Regions from separate parts of the Mus musculus genome. Here region 1 is linked to region 2. A link is a contact called in ENCODE Hi-C data. All regions are on one chromosome and are shown on one strand. The core of a region is the stretch at or near the end of the contact, and the rest is flanking DNA. Distances in the headings are between cores, read along the strand shown. Region 1 overlaps Vangl1 (VANGL planar cell polarity 1). Region 2 holds the start of Slc22a15 (solute carrier family 22 (organic anion/cation transporter), member 15).

What was found. A loop is a pair of places that touch in the nucleus more often than their neighbours do.
Region 1: a map of heart shows a loop between it and region 2 (1.8-fold over the local background). The contact joins the enhancer-like site here to the promoter of Slc22a15 in region 2. A Hi-C loop is called at or near these places in 1 of 37 maps with a recorded cell type or tissue (heart).

Annotation. Positions count from the first base shown.
Region 1 is chr3:102,185,450-102,191,436 of GRCm38, forward strand. It overlaps Vangl1 (VANGL planar cell polarity 1), which reads right to left. Exons shown (of 8, transcript NM_177545.5): 3 at 3,960-4,098. Among named protein-coding and RNA genes, the nearest start is that of Gm16160, 15 kb to the right of the region's middle. Within about 2 kb of position 3,667, at least 1 of the 3 ENCODE cell types and tissues checked has a DNase peak (open chromatin) inside an H3K27ac peak, as active enhancers do; it is heart, where a contact is called at or near this core.
Region 2 is chr3:101,920,305-101,926,847 of GRCm38, forward strand. Slc22a15 (solute carrier family 22 (organic anion/cation transporter), member 15) reads right to left here and starts at 4,149. Exons shown (of 12, transcript NM_001039371.2): 1 at 3,728-4,149. The coding sequence starts at 3,814.

The DNA.
Region 1 (5,987 bases), core at 2,417-4,916, 260 kb after region 2:
CAGGAAAAATATCCCATATAGAACAAAGTGTTGGAATGAGGACACAGATGGAGTCTCAGCTCATAGGTAAAGCAACAGCATAGGTCGCTCATAACCAAACCAAGCACTTCACACTCATTTGTGGATCCCAGCGCTGAATCTTTGGCTTTGTGTGCTTGATCTGGAGTAACTGTAGAATCTGGGGAGCAAGAGAGGGGGCCATTGGTGGCGGGGAGGAACAAGGGTCTTAAAGGGAGAGTATAGGAAGGGGAAAGGGGAGACGGAAAGGGGTGGGGAGAGGAGTTTGGGTAAGGGATAACTACTACTTTACAAGCATCACCCATACATATATTCATATAAAAGAGTTTAGTCACCCTACACAAGACATAAAGTTCCTCCCAGAAGGCCCAGGTTACCAAATACTGCCCAGTACTGGATGTGTCCACCAGAACTCAACAGTAAGACCTTACTGCTGAAGACGTCACACTCTCTGGTTATAGGAAATGGAGACATCAAGTAGGTACTGACGAGGAACCTCCCTCCCTGCTGGCCAGTTTCCACAGTACAGGGGGGTCATCAGTAGTCTTACTCTCAGAGAACTCTCTGAGCTACAGTAATGACCAGCATGGGAAGAGACCCCTAAGGCTGCAATAGTGGCACAAGTGTTATGATGGTAACCAACTGCTTTCTGTTGGTCACCTGTATTTAAAGCCTGCTCCACAGGAGGAAACATACCTAGTACTATACATCTGGCCAAGAATCCATGGTTGGGGAGCTCACAGATCTTAGGGGGATACTACTACCATTATTCTGCTAAACAGTCATAATATATTTCTCTACCAATAGGTTAATGTAGCTCTTAGACCTCGTCAGAAAGGTTTCTCTATAAAGTAGGCGGCAACTACACAGAAATTCAGGACTAGTTAGACTAAAAGGAAAGTGAGTCAGTCACAAATGGGGCATCTTGTTTCACACCCCTTCTGTATGAGGGTCAGGGACCACTGCAGAGGAGGGGATGAAAGATTGTAAGGTCCAGAATTCAGGGAGGACCCAGGAAAACAGTGTCTTTGGGACACGATAGGATGCTGCACTCCTGAATTCACAGCAGCTGTGTCTGCTTGCACAAAACTAACCCAGTTAACAACCCAGTGTGGAGTGGGAAAGTGCTCATGAGTCCCCATGTGGTTACTGGGATTTGAACTCAGGACCTTCGGAAGAGCAGTCAGTGCTCTTACCCACTGAGCCATCTCGCCAGCCCCCAAATTTTTTATTTATTAAGGCCTGAGCAATGCTGGGAGTGGGTAGTAAGGATTTCAACCTCGGGACACAGAGGCCATCAACTTAGGAAGTCAGAAGTATCACAGAGCATGACAGGAATGATGTAGACAATAGTTAGAAGCAGCCAGTTCCTTCAGGCACTGCTGGTAGAGGTTTAAGATGGTTTAATACCACCAGAAAACCAGCCTGACACTTTCACAGTGATTTAGGTACGCATTTAACTATACAGACCAGCCATTTGACTCCTAGATTTTATCAAAAGTTAATGGAAAAAATGTTCACAAAAGACCTATAAAAATATTCACAAGAGCTTAATCCATCATAATTAGAGTGTGTGCACCTTAAATGTCCACCCACCAGAACAAATACCAAACTGCGGTCAGTTCAGTGGAACACTAGTCAGCAAAAATAATAAAGAGTGAACTGTTGAATCACATAGAACATGGATAAATATCAAAATCATCCTGCTGAGTGGAGAAAAACTCATATGATTCCAATTATATTCAATTCTACAACAGGCAAAACCAATCCACTGAGATGGAAATCAAAACAGCAGTTGCCCTGCAGAGGTGGGGGTGGGGGTAGGGAACAACTAGGAAGAGGGAGGAGTGGTTTGCGCTGAGAGGTGTGGGCTCATCTGTTAAAATTTACCAAAGTATACCCTTGAGAACCATTTGGTTTATGTGTGTAAATTTAGGTCAATCTCCTTTAAAAAGTACATCGACAAGAGAAAACACACCACAAAAGTCATACAACTTGGAGTTCACAGGCTATAGAAAACAGTTGGCTTCACAGTAATTGTCTCAGAGAAGACAAATGCTGGATTCTACACATGCGATTGATAAATCCCTGCTGAAGTAAGCATTACTAATATCATGTTGACATTCTGTTGTGTAATATCACTGCTCTGACTCAGCTGTGCGTCCAACTTCCTGCCAGTGCACTGCTAACTAAATCTCTGTTCATTTTAAGGACGTATGTACATCTTTGTCTAAAAAAGTAGGGCTATCCAAAGGCTTCTTTCAAATTTGAGGTCTTCAGGGGTTGGGGAGGGTGGGAAATGCATCTGAACTTGATGAGTCTCATCCCTTAGAGTCTCAGAAGCTGGGGACAACAAAAGTTTAATTACCAAGTTGACAGAGCTGCTGAAACACACAACCTCCCAAGGCTTCCTCATCACACCATCCTGCTGTAAGCAGCAACAGCTTCCCAGGGGACTCAGGGGACAAAGAAAGAAATGCTTTTCACAGTGGGTTACTAGCACCCCCGAATACACTTCTAGGAGGAAACTGACCTGTGAAGCTTTTAAGAATGATCCAGTCCTAAGACTGACCACATCCATCCCCCATCCATCCATCCATCCATCCATCCATCTATCCATCCATCTGCCTTCCTAGAACCAAAGCAAGCAGCGCGACGACATTAGAGGAATTTGCTCACCACTGAACAAACCCCACATTCAGTGCAGAAGCACAGCTATGAGTCTCAGTGGCATCTGTATCCTTGGAGGGACTGTAGTTCAGTCTTCCTAACTGATTACAAATGCCTCTCTGTGGGTTCCTACAGGTGTGCATGGATACATGCTTATCTCTGTTCCTGTATCTTTATAGCTGTGTATTCCTTCATTGCTTTGTTTATATGAGGCAAGGCTGGGCATGTAACATTTCAGGAGATGGAGGTTGGGGGGCAGTGCAAACATACTTCTGAGTCTAGCTCACACATTTATTTAAATCAACGAGGCTGCCAAACAGTTGGGACTCGAAGGCAATCCCACACAACTTTCTTTTATTTTTTAAGTAATAAAGTGTTGATATTTTAAAACTGATTGACTCCGCTTGAAGTCCTAATGCTAATATTACTAAAACATGCAAGGCCTGGCAACCCCAAATTCCTACAGTCCTGAGTGGCTGCAGGCTGGACCACAGTCCTGAGTGGCTGCAGGCTGGACCACAGAAGCTGCTGGATCTTGACAGAGGAAATCCAGTCTCCAGATCTGTCCAGTCCCAACCTGTGTACCCCAAAGACCACCGCTACTAACTCCAAAGTTTGCTGGACTCCTTTCTGCCCCATCTTTGACTCAGTATTATCACAGTCACCAGATTTCCATGCTTGCCATCTGAATGCCAAGCCCTTGATTTCTCTCTTATACCGAGTCCTGGGCTGGCTCTTGGAGTCATTGTTAAGCACTCCCTGATGGTGCATTTTTTGTTTTGTTTTTGTTGGTTTTTTTTGGTTCAGTGGTTTTTTTGTTTTGTTTTTGTTTTGGGTTTTTTTGTTTTGTTTTTGTTGTGGTTTTTTTTGTTTTATTTTGTTTGTTTTGTTTTGTTTTGGTTGTTTGTTGTTGAGGGAGTTTCCGGCCCTCTCCAGTCCTGCTCCATTTTGGAATTAGTCTCCAGGGACTCTTGCCTGTAACTTTTCCCTTTTCTGACCTGTCATCAGTCAAGCTGGCTTCTTTCCAACACCATTCAAAGGAGGCTAACCAATCACAGGGCAGAAAGGATCGCCCCACTCCCTAGCTCTTCAAGGGTAGGACGTGTTGTGCTTAGACCAACAAGAAAGCCAGGGAAATAGATAAACTCATTAAAATGCTAGAAAAACGAAGATTAAAAACCCAAGAGAACTTAGTGCAACAAGACAGGAACACGCAGGCGGGAGCCCAGGCTGAGTGGCAGTTGGCTGACAGCAGCGCCTTTGAGCCTTACCTGAACTTCCTCTGCGCCTGTGCGGGCAGAGTCATTTGCCAGCAGGGGCTCTCCAGCAGGAGCCTGGATGGTGACAGACTTTTCTGACCCTCTGCCATCTTTATTCCTTGGTGATTTGTGTCTTTCTCTTGTTCTTTCCCTGGGGGGAAATAATCCAATAATCAGACACCAAAACTCATGCCAGGTTAGTTACTCTCTAGCTCACCCCTCACACCGCATCCATGCCTACCCATCCCCACAGCCTGCCAGGAGTAAGAGTGTCTTAAATTTCCCAACTATTTTCAAAACAAAGACTGCCACTCCTCCACCAACAACGGTCACATTTTTCAGAGCCTTGTTTTAGAAAGCCTTGCTTTAAAGCCTTGCTTTAGAAATTATTACACATTTCACTGTAATAATTACTCAGTTGATTTGGTTATCATTTGCCTAAACTAATTCGTGTTTTACTGGACAAACACTATACTGTATCATATCTAAACTTCAATCTGAAAAAAAGAAAGAAGGGAAAGAAAAAAAAATCTGGGACATGATATCGCTCTACAGTTTGGGACGAGAAGAGAAGAAAGGAAAACCAAAGCCGGGACAGAGAATCCTGTACTTGTCTTTCTTACAAATTCAACATGAAAAGCCACTCTGTGGGTTTTGACTGTGTTCAAAGACACCCATAGAAACAAAGAAGGTGAAACAAAACATTCCCGGGGGTGTGCTTGTCCCAGGCCACCTAAGAGAAGCAGGCTCTCTGTACTCTCTCTGTACCAGAGGAACTTCGTGGGTGGTCTTCCTCCAGAGACAGTGGGAGGACACCCTGCTGCTGAGTCTTAAAACTACAAAAGGCACCAGCCACAGTGGCCGAGCCCTAGAGGTCACAAGCTGGTCAATAAGCAGTAAAGGAGAGGGGCACCAAGGCAGCCCTGCAGTGGCCAAAGCCAGTGTGTCTCCTTGGCGACCTGACATCAGCTTTCCCCATTCCTACTTGTCCTCATGCCCAAGGTTTCCCATTTTGTGTGCAAAGTCAGACAGTCAGCTCTCCTATGTGTGACTTTGCACAGGTTGATGACCTCAGTTTTCCTTTGTGGGGAACAGAATGGGGGCCATGATTCCTCATACACAGGGAGAGTGCGTGTGCTCAGTACAGAGGCGTGGAGTGAGTACCAATGTACAGCAGCCATCTTTGGCCAATGGCAAAAAATGGGGTCTGAACTTTGTGAAGGAGAGTGTGATATCTCTATCCCAGAGAGTGTGATGTCCTGGAGAGAAGGACACAAAAGAGCCATGAGCACACCATAGGCCCACCACCAAACCCTCTTCCCCACTACACATTTATCTCCTACTAACCTACTACTTAGCAACAACAATGAACCCCTAAAACTGCATGGCAGATCTATTGTCAGACTCCTATCTTGGGAACCTCTCCCTAGGAAAGGCACTATTCAAACTAGGAAAGGATAACTATTTCAAGGAACAAAGGGTTTGTGGCAGACAATGTTTCCATGACAATAACTCCATTCTTAGCCAGATAACTAGACAAAGATGTGTTCTGGTTAGCTGTGTATGGCTCCCAGACAGGTAACTGGGGGAGGTGGGGAGGGGGGCAGTAAAATAAGCAGAGAATCTAACTATTCACCCAGAGCTGTATCAAATGATGTCAATCTCTCCTGCCCTGCCCCCTTCACGCAGCACTTGGCTGAGTATGTGACTTCATTCAATTTTAACAAATAATTCTGAGGCCAGTATTACTGCCCCATTTCTCAGATAAGAAAAACTAAGGCACAGAGAGGTCAAGCACCTTGCAAAAGTTGTGGTAAGGAGCAGAACAGGAACCGATCCCAAATCTGTTGCCACCATTTCTATTCAAAACCGCCATGTGACATTGCTTTGAGGAACGATTTCATTTTTAAAAACTAGCATATATAATTATATAAGACAATGAGATTTTACCATGGTACTTTTCATACATAAAGATAATGTACTTTGATTATGTTCACCCTTCTTCACCCCTCCCCCACTGGCCCCCTTCCTTTCCTAAAT
Region 2 (6,543 bases), core at 2,899-5,398:
GAGTTCGCTTTAGGTTATTTCCATGGAACCCTAAGACACGTGCTATCTGATCTCCCGCCTCTGACTGGGCTATCGTTTATGTTAAGAATTCCTTCCCCCAAGCTTTGCAACACCCACAGCAGCCTCTCTTTACTTATTCCAGTATGACATAGACAACTTTTCCCTGTAAGATCAGCAAGGACTGAGCCATCTCTCCAGCCGCACCCGATACACAAGGAAGCAGAGATAGGAGCTATTCTCTGCTTCTGCACCAGTGTTTTTCTATCGAAAATTACCTTCAGGTTTCTCTCTAAACCTAAGCTTCAAGTTCAGCTGCTCATCTTTCTGCAGGCTGCAGCAAACCCCAATCTCCTTCCTTCCTTTGCAAGGCATTGGTTGGGGTGTATTTCTCACTGAGGGAAATCGAACTTTGTATAACTATGGATAGAGTTAAACACTAACTTTCTAAAGAGCTGTAAAGTTACATTCATGCACTATCTAAGGCCTCTTTGTACCACTATGGCAACAGCACATCATATGTATGTTTAAACTGATTCTTTCCACAACAGTACAGCAGAAAGACAATCAAACCCAGCAGTTTTGGGCCAGGCATGGTAGGGCAGGCCTTTAATCACAACACTTAGGGAGCAGAGGCAGTAGGATCTCTGTGAGTCTGAGGCCAGCCAGGGCACAAACAAAACAATGATTTTTTTATTTTTTTTTTATTTTTTATTTTTTTTTTTGGTTTTTCGAGACAGGGTTTCTCTGTATAGCCCTGGCTATCCTGGAACTCACTTTGTAGACCAGGATGGCCTCGAACTCAGAAATCTGTCTGCCTCCGCCTCCCCAGTGCTGGGATTAAAGGCATGTGCCACCACGCCTGGCTGATTCATTTTTTTTTAATCCTACTTACTAAGATCCTAGAAAAATCTTTTATCAGTACCCATTTCTCTCCTGCAAGCCAGATGAAGCTCATAAGAGCACAGAGAGGACATTGGGGAAGAAGTGTATGACATACTTGTATAATTGCAGAGAGGCTGCTCAGGGGTGAATTAAAACTTAGGGGAAGGAGTGCTTAAAAGCAATAGCGGTCAGGAGGGAGAGCAGAGAGCACACTTCTTAGGGTGCCATGAAAATACCCCAGAACTCAGTTCCTTCCAAACTCTGCCATGGGATGTTCTAAAAGCGCTCTAGGTCTATTTCCCTTATGCTTTTACTCATTAGTTTCTTCTAAATCAATTCAACTTCTAAAATTTTATCCACTGCTGGGGGTGGGGTGTGGAGGTCAAAGGATAAGTTGTGGGACAATCTGGTTCTCTCCTTCTACCACGTGGGTCCAGGGAATTGAACTCAGGTCTTCAGGCTTGGCACCAGACACCATACCTGGCTGAGCTAGCTCACCAGCCCTCAATTCAAAATTTTTTTTGGGCCGGGCGGTGGTGGCGCACACCTTTAATCCCAGTGCTTGGGAGGCAGAGGCAGGCGGATTTCTGAGTTCGAGGTCTGCCTGATCTACAGAGTGAGTTCCAGGATAGCCAAGACTACACAAAGAAACCCTGTCTTGGAAAAACAACAACAACAACAATAACAACAACAAAAAAATTTAAAAAATTAAGTAAATCAACATAAAAGTACAATCTGTTATCAATACAGCTATCCTTTAGCAGATGGAACTATTAAAGATGCACTTAATATTACAAACTCAAGTGTAGCCTGGGATATTCTTGTCTAAGATGACCTACAAAAATATTTGTAAGCAAGATCTAGGGAGGGGGTGTGAATGTGAAAGGCAGCTCTTTTTGGTTTTGTGCTCAAAATGTTGGGGTGGGTGCTTCGGTGTTCCATGTCCCCTGTCAAGTATTGGTCAAGCAGTACAGCAGCTGGGCCTGCAACTGCTCCTTCATCTGGGTCTTCCTTCATCTGCTCTGACTTCTTGCACGTGTTTAAGCCTGTGATCAGAGGCATCTTTTTCACTGCGGATGCAGGCAGTGAGAACGGCAGGTTCTCTCCATGGCTGAACTCTTCTATTGCAATGGGCTGGACTTAGACTATAGTACAGTAAGGTCTTCAATAACGCTACGGTGTGACCCTCATCACTTCTCCACAGCAGGGACTTCAGAAGAATCAGCTATCCTTTCAGACACATCGAATTATAAAGTCGTCTTCCCGTGGAACTCAGGTGGAGGCAGGGACACGGCAACCCATACAGCCCACACCTACAAGATAAACAACCATCCATTGCCAATAACACTTGAAAACTTGGCAAATGGTGACCATAAATCAACCAACAGTTGCTGAGCAAAAAGATCATGGGCTTGGAACTCTTCCTTAACAAACTACAATGAACTAGGTCAGCCATTAATAAAAGCATGGGAGGGAGGGGAAGAAGGTGTAGGTCAGCAGTAAAGCTCTCGTATAAAAAGCGCAAGGCCCTGCATCTCCAGCTGGCAACGAGGTGATAAAAGCCCAGGAAAGTTAACAGGTCCTGACCCAGAATACTGGCCTTCTCAGTGCCACACTCAAGATTTGATTCTAAGTTGGCAACCACCTGGCTAGGCAAATAAGATGCTAACACAAGAAGTGGAGCAGAGAAGTGGCCAAAAGGATTGCCAGGAGAGGGGATATATACTTGGAACTCCTGGTTAGATGGAATATTGTCAAAGAAACCATTATACATGAAGACCAGACATTGCAGTTGCAGTTCTATTTCTCTATACTAATTCTTACTCTGCTAAGAGAAAGGCTTCCAAGTATCACCACTTGAACCGATGTTCTGCCTGGTGCTGAAGTCAACTGAAGATTTTAATGGGGAAAGAGAATCAGTAGATTAAGTTTTACCTTACTGCCTCTCTTCCTGCTGCAGCATCAACACAACGTTGAAGCAACTTGTGGGCTCTGGTTATAACCGCGGCCAGCCAGTACTTCCCTTGCAATAATACCTTAACTTACTTAGCTCAGCTGTCAGCCTCACAGTGTCAGTGTCACAGACCACTTCATCCCAGGATTGCAAGCCTCCGGGACAGGGAGCTAGCTTCATTTTCTGGCCCTGGTGGTAGGGATCAAACCCAGAGCCTTGCACATCTAGGGCTTTACCACTGACTGACCTGCTTCCTAGGGACAATCTGAGCTGCTCAGGCTGGCTTTGAATTTGCCTAGAAGAAGAGCCATCCTTCTCCTGCCTCAGTTTCCATAGTGCTAGGACTACAAGAATGAACCTCTTAAAGAGCCCAAGGACTCCTAAAATCAAGAGTTTTAGGTTGAGGTGTGCAGCTGGTTTCTGAGAATTCAATACAATGAACCACACTGTGTGGATGGTATCATTTCCCTAGACCAAAGCTGGCCTCGGAGCTTAATAACCCAGTAGAACTTTAACTAGAGAGAAATAAATTCCCGTGGATGGAAAGCCCCTTTAATAGGAAGCCTCCCTCAATCTCAGAGAGGGCTGAAGGAGGCCATACTAGCTAGACCTGATCTTTTGTGGGCAGGTTGTCCATGCTTTCTCTGTCTCACTCTGTAAGGGGTTAGGGTGCCGAATCCTTTTGATCCCGGGTAATGGGTTTCATCTTTCAACTAGCTCTGGTGGCGAAGTGTCAGTGCCAGGCTCTGGGTGACAGCCTGGGAGAGCTCAGTGGCTGGCCCGCCACCGCGCGGCGCCCGCCCGCCCCCTCCCTCCCTGCGCTCTCGCGCCACACCTGGGGCCAGCCTGAGCTGAGAGCGCCCCGGGGGCCGCGGGGAGCCGGGGACTCACCTGCAGCAGCACAGCCAGCAGGAAGCACAAGTACATCTGATAGAGGCCCATCTCGCCCACCGCCTGGAACGCCTCCTCCACCTCCATGGCGGGCTCGCGCCCGAGGACCCGGCCGCCACCGCGACGGAGGACCTGGCTGCGCGGTGGCTGAAGATCGGGCGACGGAGCGACCGAGGACTGAGCCGGGCGGGGACGGAGGGCCGAGCGGCAGGGACCGGGAAGGAGGACCGGGCGGACCGCGGCCGAGGCGGGGACAGAGGACTGGGCCGAGCCGGGGGTGGAGAACCGGGCGGGGCTGGGGCCCAGGCGCAGGCGGGACCCTGCAGACGACCGGGTCCGGGGTCGCGGCGGAGATGCGATGCTGGTCGCCCCGGCGCGGCCTCCCCGCTTCCTGTCAGAAGTGACAGGAATTTTTGGCGAGCGGTTGGCTGGCGCGCGGAAGGGAAAGAGGAAGTGGGTGCGGCGCGGGCGGCCAGGGCGACTCACGGGAGGGGCCGGCAGCTCCACGCCGTGTCCCGCGGGGTTCGCCCCTTCGCACAAAGCGGTGGAATGCGGGGGCGCTCAGAGCTCTAGAGCCTTCCGAGAAGAGGGCCGGGAGGCATCTGTCCCCTTCCTCCTTTGTCTTGCTTTAGGTACACAGGGTCAGATGTAAGCTCCGCGCCTCGAGACATCCACTTAGTAGTGCCCACTAGGCCCACGGACAAGGGACAAGGGACAAGGGCAGGGGGTCATGGTTGCCAAGGTCTGTCAATGGAGTTTGGCACAGGGCTGAAGAAGTGTGGGGACAGATTACTAGTGGCCCCACACCTAATCCTGTTTTGTTTTTAAACTATTGCAAGTATCTAAACCAGCATATCTCAACATGTGGGTCAGGACCAAAGACCCTTTCACAAGGGTCAGATATCAGATATTTACATTACAATTCATAACAGTAGCAAGATTACAGTTATGCAATAACAAAAAATTATTTTTATGGTTAGGGGGTCACCACAACACGAGGAACTGTGTTAGAGAGTCACTGCATTAGGAAGGTTGAGAACTACTAATCTAAACTATCGCTAAGTTTACCTTTGCTTTCTGTTGGTGTGATAATAGCATGACAGAAGAAACTTGGGGGCGGGGGGGGGGGTGGAGTTTATTTGGCTCACAGTTTCTCTCAGAGCCCATCATTGCTGGGAAGTCGAGGCACCAGGAACTTAAGCAGCTAGTAACATGGCATCCACAGACAAGAACAGAGGGCAGTGATGTGATGGATGCGCTCACCAGTGATCAGCTAGTTCCCTCACTCATTCGTTCAGACTAGGGCCCAACCTATGAAATGGCCTCACACATATGGGGGGGGGGGGCTTTCTAACAACCCAGTTTTTAAACAAATTCCCTCAGAAGCATGTCCAGGGCCAACCTACTCTAGACTGCTCCTCACTGAGTGAATGGGAACTTCCTTCCCAGCCGAGGCTAGGTTTTGATCGTTAAAACGAACCATCCCCTGAATATAATACAGAGTATAATGGATGACCAGGAGGTCCCCTTGTCTTGCAAGCATTCTTGTTGTGCTTCCACAATTTCCCATTAATTATGTCTGCTGTTTATAACTGCCCTTTAGTGGTCATCTACCTAATTATTGTAATAAAATGATACAATGTTGACTATGGCAGGGTTGGAAGCAGCCAGTGTGGTGGCCACAAAAGATGAATTGGAAGTGCTTAAGCCAGTGGTGGTGGCAGCAGCCATAGAGGCAGCACAGACCTTTGATTCCAGCCCTGGGGAAGCAGAGGCTGGGCTCAGCTACAGAATGAGATCCCTGGCAGCCAGGACTACAAAGATAAAGCAGCAAGACTTCCCTTTAACCATATGGTCTAGCTTTCTTGGCAGGCAGTGCTCTCTGTGAGAAGAGGGAGGGGCAGGGAGGAGAGGGGTCACTCAGCTTTGTTTCTTATTAAAGAACTTTTACTATTTTTTTTTCTAAAAATGTTTCCATTTTTATTTACGACTGTTTTGGGAATAAACTTGCTCATTTTGCCCTCCTAGACCATGATCTGGCTGTATTTGCACCCCACTTTTCGTTATTTTTATTATGACATACTTTGTTTAGTGTTACATAGTTATTTATTAAATAATTCATTATTTGTTTTGCATTTTTCCCACTTTTTTTCTACACAGAAAATATTTGAATATAAAATTGTAGTTCGCAGACTTTGGAATTTTTTTTATATATATTTTGTTTAGCTTTGTTACTTTGTGATTCTTTTACTAGCTAGATAGTGTCAGTGTTTATAGCTTGTTGGCTTTCAACACTTTCTCTCCCTAGCCATCTTTGATTTATTTAAGATAAGCACTGCTGTATCCCAAGTTGGCTTCAAATTTGTTATATAGCCAAGGCTATCCTTAAACTCCTGATCTTCCTGCTTTTGTCTTCTAGAAGGCTGAGAGAGCAGGCTAGCCAGCCTACTGCACCTTGTTACAATCTCCTTTGTAAAGAGTGATTATGTGAAAGGGTATACAATCCTCTAAGTACTATTTACCCTGATTTACCAGTTCTCCTAAGCAGTATTTTGTAATGGTATTGTAATTTGCTCTTTAACCAGTGTTATGTTTTTGAGCATTCTTTTTACCTTTCTAGTTAAAAGTTGTACCTTTTAACATTTTTTAATTATTATTTATTTGAACATTTTGTGGGCAAAGACAATATTAAATCCTAGAACTGCCTGACTTTTCCTGGGACCTAGCATCATTGTATTACAGTGCATTCATTGTAAACAAAACAAAACAAAACCCTGCACCATATGTGTTGAGAACAACACATGGTTTTCATTTGC